Regions from separate parts of the Homo sapiens genome. Here region 1 is linked to region 2. The links are chromatin contacts, found by Hi-C or POLR2A ChIA-PET in ENCODE. All regions are on one chromosome and are shown on one strand. The core of a region is the stretch at or near the end of the contact, and the rest is flanking DNA. Distances in the headings are between cores, read along the strand shown. Region 1 has its middle 32 kb from the start of RBBP6. Region 2 holds the start of DCTN5 (dynactin subunit 5).

What was found. A loop is a pair of places that touch in the nucleus more often than their neighbours do. ChIA-PET counts read pairs that join two places held with the same protein, here RNA polymerase II (POLR2A). Pooled maps may share reads with other maps.
Region 1: a pooled map shows a loop between it and region 2 (2.8-fold over the local background). The contact joins the enhancer-like site here to the promoter of DCTN5 in region 2. A Hi-C loop is called at or near these places in 5 of 50 pooled maps. POLR2A ChIA-PET finds 5 or more read pairs at or near these places in 2 of 52 experiments (AG04449 and MCF 10A).

The regions. Positions count from the first base shown.
Region 1 is chr16:24,503,922-24,510,658 of GRCh38, reverse strand. No RefSeq gene overlaps it. Among named protein-coding and RNA genes, the nearest start is that of RBBP6, 32 kb to the left of the region's middle. Within about 2 kb of position 1,763, at least 2 of the 41 ENCODE cell types and tissues checked have a DNase peak (open chromatin) inside an H3K27ac peak, as active enhancers do.
Region 2 is chr16:23,640,216-23,646,598 of GRCh38, reverse strand. It overlaps DCTN5 (dynactin subunit 5), which reads right to left and starts at 5,133. Exons shown (of 6, transcript NM_032486.4): 1 at 5,009-5,133; 2 at 3,576-3,644. The coding sequence starts at 5,056. It overlaps PALB2 (partner and localizer of BRCA2), which reads left to right and starts at 5,289. Exons shown (of 13, transcript NM_024675.4): 1 at 5,289-5,489. The coding sequence starts at 5,442. RefSeq lists an enhancer at 4,071-4,860 and a silencer at 5,988-6,222.

The sequences.
Region 1 (6,737 bases), core at 514-3,013, 870 kb before region 2:
TCTTTATTGGTCTCTCAAATGGAGTGGGATAATAGTGGACACTTGTTATTTTTCCTTGAGCAGCACCTGTTTTCATTTTTTTTCTGCTTTAAGAACTTTTTTTTTTTCTTTGAAGAGCTACTCCTCACTGACTCTCAGTCCATGCAGCTTTAGCGGTGCTGAGCACAGTCCCCTGGTTCCAGGGTTAGGAGTAGGACCCAATCCTGGCCAGTCAGAGTCACTGCCATGGTTCATGGATGGACCCATGACTCCGCTGGAACCCATAAGAGTCAAGCGTGTCATGAGAGAATGTGAACCAGAAGAAGAAGAGTAGTCTTCTAAAAAAATAAACAAAACATAATTTATATACAGTTGACCCTTGGACAACATGAAGGTTTGGGGCACCAACCCTCCATGCAGTTGAAAATGCAAATGTTATCTTATGACTTCCCCAAAACTTAACTATTAATACTAATAGCCCACTGTTGACTGGAAATCTTATCAATAACATAGGCAGTTGATGAATACGTATTTTGTATGGTAAATATATCATATACTATATTTTTACAATATAGTAAGCCAGAGAAAATATTAAGAAAATATTAAGAAAGACACATCTCTTGGTGGTCATAGTGGTCGACTCTCTAAAATTCATTACCCCCAGATAATTATCTTAAGTTAATCATAATAATCCATTTTCTTGGCAGTGACTAGTTCAAGGGTGGACAAGTTAAAATCAATTTGGGCCAAGAGGTGCAAGGAAAGTCTTGCTAGGAGCTTCTGAAAAGGATGCTTTAATACATTTAAGCCAGATCGAGGATGAAGCCAGTGCTGTGAATGGGCAGAGTAAAGAGACAGAATAAAGATTCATCTTGGTGCAGATGAATCAACTGAGCTGAAAGCTCAGCCCACCTCTGGACTCTGTCTCTGGGTGCTGTCTGTCTTGTTGAGTCAGCTTTTTGGTTATGAGTCTCCAAAAGGCATCTTAACTGGTAGAGGTATCCATGGGATGTAGACCTGGGGCTGCTTGGGGTCATCTGTGCCACTTCATAGCGACAGCCTGCCTTCCATAGAAGCCAGCACAGAAAAACTGAACTAAGGGGTTTAAAAGGACACATTCCCAAAGCTACTTTTTTGGACACCCAATCCAGTAGTGCCTGGCATATTCAGTAACTTGAGCCTATAAACCCACCCTCTCTATTTTTAAGCCAATTTGTACTGAGGTTCTGCAACTTGGAACCAAGGAGTCCTGATTTTCTTTTTCTTTGTCTTTTTCTCCTTCCCTTCCTTCCCTTTCTTCCCTTCCCTTTCTTCCCTTCTTTTTCTTTCCCTCTTTCTTTCTTTCTTTCTTTCTTTCTTTCTTTCTCTTTCTTTCTTTCTTTCTTTCTTTCTTTCTTTCTTTCTTTCTTTCTTTCTTTCTTTCTTTCTTTTTTTCTCTCTCTCTTTCTCTCTCTCTCTCTTTCTTTCTTTCTTCTTTTCTGAGATGGAGTTTTGCTCTGTCACCCAGGTTGGAGTGCAATGGCACAATCTCAGCTCACTTCAACCTCTGCCTCCTGGGTTCAAGCAATTCCCCTGCCTCAGCCTCCTGAATAGCTGGGACCACAGAAACATGCCACCATGCCTGGCTAATTTTTGTATTTTTAGTAGAGATGGGATTTCACCGTGTTGGCCAGGCTGTTCTCAAACTCCTGACCTCAGGTGAACTGCCTGCCTCAGCCTTCTAAAGTGCTGGGATTACAGGCGTGAGCCACTGCACTGGGCCCAAAGAGTCCTGACTCATAAGCTTGAGCTGGAATGTGAGACAGTGAAATTGCTCCCGCTCTGGGATGGAAAGAGTAGCTAAAACAGGAAACCAAGCAGGCTGTAATGGAAATGCTCTGACTTGACTTGGCAATTTGTTGGCACATACAATTGGTAGAAAAATCACTTAAAGATCTGCTGTTGAAACAAACTAGAGTTGGCTCAGAGCCAGGTACCATAACATAAGAATCAGGTAGGCTGAGCATTGTGGCATATGCCTGTAATCCCAGCACTTCGAGAGGCCAAGGCAGGAGGATCACTTGAGGCCAGGAGTTCAAGACCAGCCTGGGCAACATCGTGAGGCCCTGTCTCTACAAAAAATAATTTAAATAAGTTAGTGAGGCATGGTGGTGCACAAATGTAGTCTCAGCTACTTGGGAAGCTGAGGTGGGAGAATCACTTGAGCCCAGGAGGTCAAGGTTGCAGTGAGCTACAATTGGGCCACTGCACTCCAGCCTGGGTGATAGGGCAAGATCCTATTTCAAAAAAAAAGAATCTGATGGACTTAGGGGGTTTATGGGGTGGCATAGCAAGACAGTCAGTGCCCCACCCAAATCCTCACGCACTCACTGTCCCTTTTCATGCTGACTGCATCCTGCTGTGAGCAGCTGCATCTGTCAGCCCGAATACTTTCTCTTAGACTGTGAGTGCTGGGGAGCTAATGTCCTGGAAGCAGCCATTGACAACACAGATGGGCAATGAAAGATAAACACCCCACTCCTTGTTCCTCAGCAGGGAAGGATCACCCTGAGAGTGTTTATTTTATTTTTATTTATTTATTTTTTAGACAAGGTCTTTCTCTGTGGCCCAGGCTGGAGTACGGTGGTGCAATCACAGCTCATTGCAATCTTGACCTCCTGGGCTCAAGCGATCCTCCCACCTCAGCCTCTAGAGTAGACGGGACTACAGGTGAGTGCCACTGCACTAGCCTTATTTCTTCATTTTCTTTTGGTAGAGATGAGGGCTCTCTATGTTGCCCAAGCTAGACTTGAACTCCTGGACTCAAGGGATCCGCCCGTTTAGGCTTCCCCAAGTGCTGGGATTACAAGCGTGAGCCATCACACTTAGCTTGAGAGTGTTTTTTTTTTTTTTTCTTGAGACAGAGTCCCGCACTGTTGCCCTGGCTGGAGTGCAATGGTGCAATCTCTGCTCACTGCAACCTCTGTCTCCCAGGTTCAAGTGAGTCTCCTGCCTCAGCCTCCTGAGTAGCTGGGACTACAGGCACACGCCACCACGCCTGGCTAAATTTTCGTATTTTTAGTAGAGATGGGGTTTCACTATGTTGACCAGGCTGGTCTCAAACTCCTGACCTTGTGATCCGCCCGCCTCGGCCTCCCAAAGTCCTGGGATTACAGGCATGAGAGAGTGTCCTAAACTGTCTCAGATGTACCCAGTGGGATCAGCCCCGGTTCCCCACAGCAGTAACCTACTTAGTCAAATGCCCTTTCATTGTGTCTTTCCCTCCCGTCTTACTTCCTGTTAGGGACTGAACTGTGTGCTCCCCTCCCAATTCACATGTTGAAGTCTCAACCCCCAGTGCTTCAGAACGTGACTGCATTTGGAAATAGGGCTTTTCAAGAGGTTAATAAGCTAAAATGAGGCTGTAAGGGTGGGCCCTAATCCAATCCGACGGTTGTACTTAACAGAGGAGATTAGGACACCGAGAGACACCAGGCATCTGCTGCACAGACAGACAACCATGTGAAAAGGCAGCAGGAGGTCAGCCACCTGCAGCCAAGGAGAGAGGCCTCTGAGGAAACCAACCCTGCCAGCACTTTGATCTTGAACTTCCAGCCTCCAGAACTGTGAGAAAGTATATTCCTGTTGTTTAAGCCACCCAGTCTATGGCATTTTGTTTTGGCAGCTTTAGCAGACTAATATACTTCCCCATTCCCCCACAGTGCTTCCTGGGGTCAATTCTCAGATAAATGATTTGCACTTTAATCCTTATCTCAGGGGCCAGGTGGGAGGGGGCTCACGCCTGTAATCCCAGCACTTTGGGAAGCCGAGGTGGGCAGATCACCTGAGGTCAGGAGTTCAAGAGCAGCCTGACCAACATAGTGAAACATCGTCTCCACTAACTTTACAAAATGTAGCTGGGTGGGGCGGCACATTGCTGTAGTCCCAGCTACTCAGGAGGCTGAGGCAGGAGAATCCCTTGAACCCGGGAGGTGGAGGTTGCAGTGAACTGAGATCGTGCCACTGCACTACAGCCTGGGTGACAGAGTGACTTCGTCTAAAAAAAAAAAAATTATCTCAGGAAACCAACTCGCAGACCAACAACGCATATGTAAGTACATGGAACCACATGGAACTTTGTAGATCAAACAACAGTGCCCAGAAGTCAGGGACAAAGTATTATAGTGCAGTGGTTAAAAGTGTGAGATTGCGTGGTGATTTGTGCCTATAGTTCCAGCTACGTGAGAGGCTGAGACAGGAGGATTGGTTGAGGCCAAGAGTCTGAGGCTGCAGTGAGCTATGATTGTGCCACTGCACTCTAGTCTCGGCAACAGAGCAAGATCCCGTCCTTAAGATAAAAATTAAGGGAAAAGAAAAGAGGGCTCAGTGACTCATGCCTGTGATCCTAGCACTTTGGAAGGCCAAGATGGGAGGGTTGTTTGAGCCCAGGAGTTCAAGATCAGCCTGGGCAACACAGTGAAACCCCATCTTTACAAAACATTTTTAAAAAATGAAAAATAAAAAAAATTAGCCAGGCGTGGTGTGCGCCTATAGTCTCAACTTCTTGGAAGGCTGAGGTGGGTGGATTGCTTGAGCCTGGGAGATTGAGGCTGCAGTGAGTCATAATCGTGCCACTGCACTCCAGCTTGGGTGACAGAGCAAGACCTTGTCTCATTAAAAAAAAAAAAAAAAGAAAAGAAAAGGGAAAAAAAGGTGAAATTTGGAGTCAGGCAGAACTGGACTCAGGCTCTGGATCTGTGGATAGAGTAAAAGAAAATTAAGCCCTAGTATCCCCATCTTTGCTGAATTTCTAGTCCAGGTAAGAAGACCAGGCCAGGTGCAGTGGCTCACAACTGTAATCCCAGTACTTTGGGACACCTGAGGCAGGTGGATCACTTGAGGTCAGGAGATTGAGACCAGCCTGGCCAACATGGTGAAATCCCGTCTAATAAAAATTAGCCAGGCATGGTGGTGGGTGCCTGTAGTCTCAGCTACTTGGGAGGCTGAGGCACGAGAATCGCTTGAACCCAGGAGACAGAGGTTGCAGTGAGCTGAGATCACACCACAGCACTCCAGCTTGGGTGACACAGCAAGAGTCTGTCTCAAAAAAACCAAAAACACAAACAAAAAAACAACAACAAGCAAATAAACCAAAAACTAGCCACCCAGAAAATCAGCTGGCATTCCTAGTGTCATAGCAAAAAGATCATTTGCCTGGGCAACGGGGACCTCAGTTCTGGTAGCAACTGATTAATCTCCAAGCCTTTTGCGGGCAGGGTAGGGATCTTGTGTGTTTTGCTTTCCATTTATTTCCAGTGTCCAGCACTATGCTGAAGACTGAGTGATAAATTAGCATTGAATGAAGGACGGAGTATGACTTTGGGCTAGGCTGTTGAGCACTGCAGCTTCTAGGTGTAAGAAGTGGGTGTAATAACCTTTGTCACAGGATGTGTGTGTTGTTTCAATGATGTAAGGGAAGGGCTTTATCCACTGGGTCACCTGTCTGGATGCAACGTGATGGTTTTCTCCAGCCAGGCGCTGTGCCTTGTGGATAAACAAGAAGGCTCTGAGGCCAGACAGGCTTGGGAGACCCCAACCCTGCCACTTACAATCTGTGTGGACTTCAATGAGGTGCTTAAATTCAACATCTAGTAAGCTGTCAATAACAGCTACTCAATAAAGCGTCCTGCCAGGGCGGGGACTTCGCTTTGCCACATTTGAGCATCTCCCGCCAGCTTTGTACTGTTTTCTGTTTGCCCACTAGAGGTCAGGCTAACCCCAAAGTTCAAAGCTCCTAAACCCAGCCCAAAACACCATTTCTAAAGTGTCCAGGCAGGGCGCGGTGGCTCACGCCTGTAATCTCTGCACTTTGGGAAGCTGAGGCGGGAAGATCACTGGAGCCCAGGAGTTCCAGACCAGCCTGAGCAACAAAGTGAGAGCTCCAAAATACGAAAAAATTAGCCAGCAGTTGTGACGAGGGCCTATTGTCCCAGCTATTTGGGAGGCTAAGCTGGGAGGATTGCTTGAGCCCTGGAGGTTTAGGCTGGCTGCAGTGAGCTATGATTGTGCTGTTTCACTCCAGCCTGGGAAACAGAGCGAGACCCAGCCTGAAAAAAGTGTCGGGAGGGGAAGATGACTTAACCTGTGAAACCGCGCTGGTCATACAAACACATTTTCCAAGGTTGCTCTCTGTCCTTCTCAACCAACCCTCGGATTTTATCACTAGACTAAGAGAATGGAGATTTGTATGGAGGGCAAATTTATTGAGTTACTTCTGAGAAATCATCAGGGAACAAAGGACACAAAAGAAAGCGAAAGCTGGAGGTAATAATAACAATTTCCGAGTATTGACGATGTATTGGGAACTTAAATAATTTTACACTTATTAACTGATTTCATGATTGTAACACTCTATGGGGTAGGTATAGTTTCATGTTACAGATGAAAAGCCGGCACGGAGATGTAGCACTGGGCTCTTAATCACAGTGTGATGCTGAGATTGGCAAGAGCCTGACTGCCATTAGGAACCAGCTGATATATTTCAGGCCTGGGATCTATGAAATACAAAAGGCTTTGAGCATTTCCCAGGTGCAGATATTTTTGTTGTTGTTGTTTGTTGTTTTGAGATGGAGTCTTGCTCTGTTGCCCAGGCTGGAGTGCAGTGGGGTGCTCTTGACTCACTGTAACCTCCACCTCCTGGGTTCAGGTGATTCTCCTGCCTCAGCCTCCTTAGTAGCTAGGACTGTAGGTAGGTGCAACCATGCCCGGCTAATTTTTGT
Region 2 (6,383 bases), core at 3,884-6,383:
GTCTCAAAAAACAAAAAAAAAAATTAACTCAAAATGGATCAATGACCTAAACACAGCACTAAGACCATTAACGCTCTTAGAAGAAAACACGGCAGTAAATCTTCATGGCCATAAGTTTGGATTCTTAATATGACACCAAAAACACAAGCAACAGAAGAAAAAACAGATAAACCAGACTTCAAAATTAAAAACTTTTGTGCATCAAAGGGATGCACAAAATCTACAGAAAGGAAGAAAGCATTTGCAAATCATATATCTGATAAGTGTTTAATATCCAGAATGCATAAAGAACTCCTAGAACTCAATAAGAAAAAGACAACACAATATAAAAATAGGCAAAGGACTGAACAGACATTTCTCTAAAGAAGATGTACAGATGACCAACAAGCAACATTCAAAGATGTTCAATATCATTAGTCATTAAGGAAATACAAATCAAAACCACTATGAGATACCATTTTATACTCCCTTGGATGGCCATAATCCAAAAAAAACCAGAAAATAACTAGTGTTGGTAAAGATGTGGAGAAATTGGAACCCTGCACAATGCTGGTGGAAACGTAAAATGGTGCAGCCATTTTGGAAAAAAATTTGTCAGTTTCCCAAAAAGTTAAACATAGACTCACCATTTGTCCCAGCAATCACGCTCTTTTGTATATACCAAACATTGCCAAATCAAGTATTGAGTATATACACTCCTAGGTATATACTCAAAAAAACTGAAGACAGGGACACAAACAGATACTTGCACATCAGTGTTCACTGCAGCATTATTCCCAATAGCCAAAGGGTAGAAACAATCCAAGTGCCTATACGAAATGTGGCATATACATACAATGGAGTATTACTCTGCTATGGAAAGGAATGAAGTTCTGATGTGCTTTAACAAGGATGAACCTTGAAAACCTTACACTAAGTGAAATAAGCCAGACAAAAAGGACAAATATTGTATGATTCCACTTATATGAAATATCCAGAATAGGCAAATTCATAGAGACAGAAAGTAGATTCAGGCTATCAGCAATGGAAGGAAGTAGGGAATGGGCGTGTATTCCTTAATGTGTAGAGTTTTTATTTGGGGTGATGAAAAAATTTTGGAAATGGATAGTGGAGATGGTTGCACAACATTGTGAATGTAATTAATGCAACTAATTGTACACTTAAAAATTGGTAAGGCTGGGCGCAGTGGCTCATGCCTGTAATTCCAGCACTTTGGAAGGCCAAGGAGGGCAGATCACCTGAGGTCGGGAGTTCGAGACCAGCCTGATCAACATGGAGAAACCCCGCCTCTATTAAAAATATAAAATTAGCTGGGCATGGTGGCACATGCCTGTAACTGGGGAGTCTGAGGCAGGAGAATCACTTGAACCTGGGAGGCGGAGGTTGTGGTGAGCCGAGATCGTGCCATTGCACTCCAGCCTGGGCAACAAGAGCAAAACTGCGTATTAAAAAAAAAAAAAATATATATATATATATATATATATATATATATATATATATATATATATATATATAGTTAGGCTGGGTGCAGTGGCTCACACTTGTAATCCCAGTACTTTGAGAGGCCAAGGCAGGTGGATCACTTGAGGCCAAGAGTTTGAGACCAGCCTGGCCAACGTGGCAAAACCCTGCCTCTACTAAAAATACAAAAATTAGCCCAGTGTAGTGGCGTGCACCTGTAGTCCCAGCTACACAGGAGGCTGAGGCATGAGAATCCTTGAAGCCAAGAGGCGGAGGTTGTGGCGACTGAGATGGCGCCGCTTCACTCCAGCCTGGGCAACTGTCTCAAATAATAAAAATTTTTAAAAAATTGTTAAAATGGCAAATTGTTATACATAGTTCACCATAAGAAAAAAAATCTTGGGCTGGGCGTGGTGGCTCATGCCTGTAATCCCAGCACTTTGGGAGGCTGAAGTGGATGGATCATCTGAGGTGAGGAGTTCAAGACCAGCCTGGCCAATATGGTGAAACCCTGTCTCTACTAAAAATACAAAAATTAGGCCAGGCGCGGTGGCTCACGCCTGTAATCCCAGCACTTTCGGAGGACAAGGCAGGTGGATCACGAGGTCAGGAGATTGAGACCATCCTGGCTAACACGGTGAAACCCCATCTCTGATAAAAATACAAAAAATTAGCTGGGCATGGTGGTGGGTGCCTGTAGTCCTAGCTACTCAGGAGGCTGAGGCAGGAGAATGGCGTGAGCCTGGGAGGCGGAGCTTACAGTGAGCCAAAATCGCACCACTGCACTCCAACCTGGGCAACAGGGCGAGACTCCATCTCAAAAAAAAAAAAAAAAAAAAAAAATTAGGTGGGCATGATGGCGGGAGCCTGTAATCCCAGCTACTCTGGAGGCTGAGGCAGGAGAATCACCTGATGCCAGGAGGTGGAAGTTGCAGTGAGCCAAGATCGCGCCACTGTACTCCGACCTGGGTGACAGAGCAATACTCTGTCTCAACAAAAAAGGAAAAAAAAGAAACAGTATGTCTGAGCAGCAATTACTGAATTATATTTCTTTTCCACTTAATTCCTTGGTATGACAGGCTTAATGGAGACTAATTATCTTCTACTGAAAATATTTGTGATCTCTTGGTTATAAGGAGACTATTTTCCTTCTGGAAGTTAGAGATGTAATATTTAAAGAAAAATTAATTTCAAAATTGAGTGTTCCAGATGGCAGGAAAACAACTGTGAACTTCACTGTTTGTCAAGCTCAAATATACCCTGTGATATTTTCTCTTCCAAGTTTATACTCGTCTCTTTGCTATTGTAATTTATTTGGATTACAAGATTCTCAGGCTTTCAGATTCCACTTTGCATATTTGTCTCATACTTTAATATCTTTTCCAATTGTCACATTCGTTTTAAGAGTTTCAGTTAATAGTGAATTATTAATTTTTACTAAAGAGATAATTTTATAAGTATTACTTTAGTTTCTACCTTCAAATATTTCATTACCTGTTACACTTTGTGCCCAGTAGTTTAATGCACACTATATCATAAAATAATGTTGGTTCTAGGTACCACTGTATTTTGTTCCTGGCATAAAAGAAAAAAGGTTTTCTGTTGCCTCTTATTGAACCTTTTTGCATTCAAGAGATCCAACTTAGGCTGGGTGCAGTGGCTCACACCTATAATCCCAGCACTTTGGGAGGCCGAGGTGGGTGGATCACTTGAGGGCAGGAGTTCAAGACCAGCCTGGCCAACATGATGAAACCCTGTCTCTACTAAAAATACAAAATATTAGCCGGGCTTGGTGGCAGCTGCCTGTAATCCCAGCTACTCGGGAGGCTGAGGCAGGAGAACTGGTTGAACCTGGGAGACGGAGGTTGCAGCGACCTGAGATGGGGCCACTGCACTCCAGCCTGGGCGACAGAGTGAGACTGTCTCAAAAAAAACCGAAACAAAAAAAAAACAAAAAGGAGATCCAATTTACAAAATAAAAAATTTAAAAACAAGAGAATTAAAAATGTAAACAATAAATAGGAGATATGGCAACATTTTATCTGCCCTGCTGTGGTGACAATTAGCAGAACGCAAGCTAAGGTTTGCAGCCTGGAGCTGGCTTTGTCCCTTACCTTGCCATTGAGAACGATGTTCTGGCTTCCACACAACACTGACTGGCGACTGACTTTGTTCCCAGATGCCTAAAAGAAAACAACGGAAAACCGGGGAAAGCAAACTTAATAGGTTTCTGGACTACAGGTTTCCATCAAGAAAGCTCCCATTTGAGAGAAAAAAACATAAAGTGGGGTGCTGTCCACAATGGAGTGAGTCCAGGATATCAAAAAAGCAATGATGGATTAGGAAACTATGGCTGAGTATGGTGGCTCATGCCTGTAATCTCAGCACTTTGAGAGGCTGAGGCAGACGGATCCCTTGAGGACAGGAGCTCAAGACCAGCCTAGGCAACATAGTGAGACCCCTTCTCAACAAAAAAAAAATTTTTTAATTAGCCGGGCATGGTGGCGCGTGTCTGTAGTCCCAGCTCCTCAGAAGGCTGAGGCTAGAGGATCGCTTGAGCCTGGAAGGCCGAGGCTGCAATGAGCTGTGATTGTGCCACTGCACTCCAGCCTGGGCAACAGAGTGAGAACCTGTCTCAAAAAATAAAAACACAAAGGAAACTAGGGACTCAAGGAATAAACTCATAATTTGAATGTCTATAGCTTGGTGGCATCAGACAGACGCGGATTCAAATCCCACTTCCACGCGTGGGCTTTACGGCCTTAAAACGAGGATAATGACTATGAGTATCAGAGTTGTGAGAAAGCAAAGAAAACCAAAATAACGATAGTAACGTTAATTGACCACTTGCCCTGTTTCCAAGATTTTACAAACATATCATGTACTGATCATAAAGAACCAAATCGGCAGGGTGCGGTGGCTCACGCCTGTAATGCCAGCACTTTGGGAGGCCGAGGCGGGTCGATCACCTGAGGTCAAGAGTTAGGGACCTGCCTGGCCAACACGGTGAAACCCCGTCTCTACCAAAAAATACAAAAATTAGCCGGGCGTGGTGGCGGGCGCCTGTAATCCCAGCTACTCGAGACGCTGAGGCAGGAGAATCGCTTGAACCCGGGAGGCGGAGGTTGCAGTGAGCAGAGATCGCGCCGCGGCCCTCAGGACTGGGCGACAGAGTCTCCGCCCCCCAACCCCCTTCCTCAAAAAAAAAGAACCGAATCGTTTTTAGCGCAAGTTAACAGATACAAAAGGCAGTGTAAAAGGGCCCGAAGTCCGAGCTGTAATTCGTATGAACAGGATGGGACTTGTCCTATCCTCCCGAAGGCACTTTACCCCTATGAGAAAATCAGGAATAAATACAAAAGGCCTCAACTGGCCAAGCGCGGAGTAAACAGCAAAGCCAGACGGTACACGGGGCATCGCTAGATAATCCGGGACTAATGGCCAAAGGGACAGGGGTTGGTGGGGTAGGGGCAGGTTGGGAACGCCGACCAGGCCTCAAAGGGACGCAGGGTTGGAAAGAGGAGGATACATATCTGGACCCGCGCACCGTCTCGATGTACTCAGACTTGTTGTAGAGCAGCTCGCCCAACTCCATGGCCGCCGCCTCCTTCCCTCAGCCCCGGATCCTGTCAGAGTCAGTCGGTCAGTCTTTCAGAGATTCCGGCTACTTCCGGCCGCTCCTCCACTTCCGCTCCAGGTGGCCCACTGGGACTCATCGACAGCGCGGCTCTCCTTTAGGCGGCCTCGCTCCACTGCTCGGCCGTCTACGGCTGCGCGTGCGCAGGCCGAATGGTGGATTTAATTGGCCGGAGTTTAGGGCGCGCTTGGCCCGCGTGGGTCAGCTGATCGCGCACTGAGGGTGCGATCCCGGGCTCCCCATTCCTTCCTGGGGCGCCTCCCCGGCCCAGGGCCAACTGGGTCCCGGTGTCGGCAGGCCTGGGGTCGGCGACGGCTGCTCTTTTCGTTCTGTCGCCTGCCCGATGGACGAGCCTCCCGGGAAGCCCCTCAGCTGTGAGGAGAAGGAAAAGGTGCCGGGGGTGCGGGAAGGGCGGACGCAGGACTCTGACCCCGCTTTCCCAGGGTTTTAGGCCTGGCTTTGTGTCCTCGGCAGTCCGAGGGCAGCAGTATCATCTGACCACCCCCTCCTCTTAGGGCTGAGGGGGCACAGAAAATGAAAATGTGGAAATAGCGTGGTGCTCACGTGGTGGCGTTTAAAGAACAAATTTCATTACAGTAGCAGCGCATTAATACAATGTGTAACAGTTTGTAGATAAAGCTGTATCGACACCCTTGCTCCTCCCCCCTCCCACACCCTCAATCTTTACTTCTCCCCCCGGACGGCCTCAAGTAAATCTTTTAAGTCTGGTACTTCCAGGTCCTTTCGTGTGTTAATGTGGGTGGTGGAGGAGGGGCGTATCCCTAACCACCAAAAAGGAATCCTATGTATATTTTTTGGAGAAGGGAATGTTCATAAATGGTATGATCTGAATGGTTCTGCAGGTTCCGTTTAGCTTTCCTGTCAGGACATGTTTATCTACCTTGCTTTCTTTTTTAAGTTCTAGACAGTATGTTGTAGTTTGGAAGTGCCCTCGTTTTGTTTCTTTTTTCTTCCTTTTCTGTTTTTCTTCTTTTTTGAGACAGAGTCTCACTCTGCCACCCATGCTGGGGTGCAGTGGCGCGATCTCGGCTCACTGCAACCTCCGCTTCCTGGGATCAAGCGACTCTCCTGCCTCAGCCTCCCGAGTAGCTGGGATTACACGAACCCGCCACTGCACCTGGCCTTGGAAGTGCCCTTGCTTCTTTAGACTGTACTTTACTGATAGACTTTTAGGATGTTTCCAGCTTGTGCTGATGTTATTCTTATCCTGGCTTACCTTCTGGTGGAGGTGAGAAAGATCATTTATAAGTAAACAAGATAATCC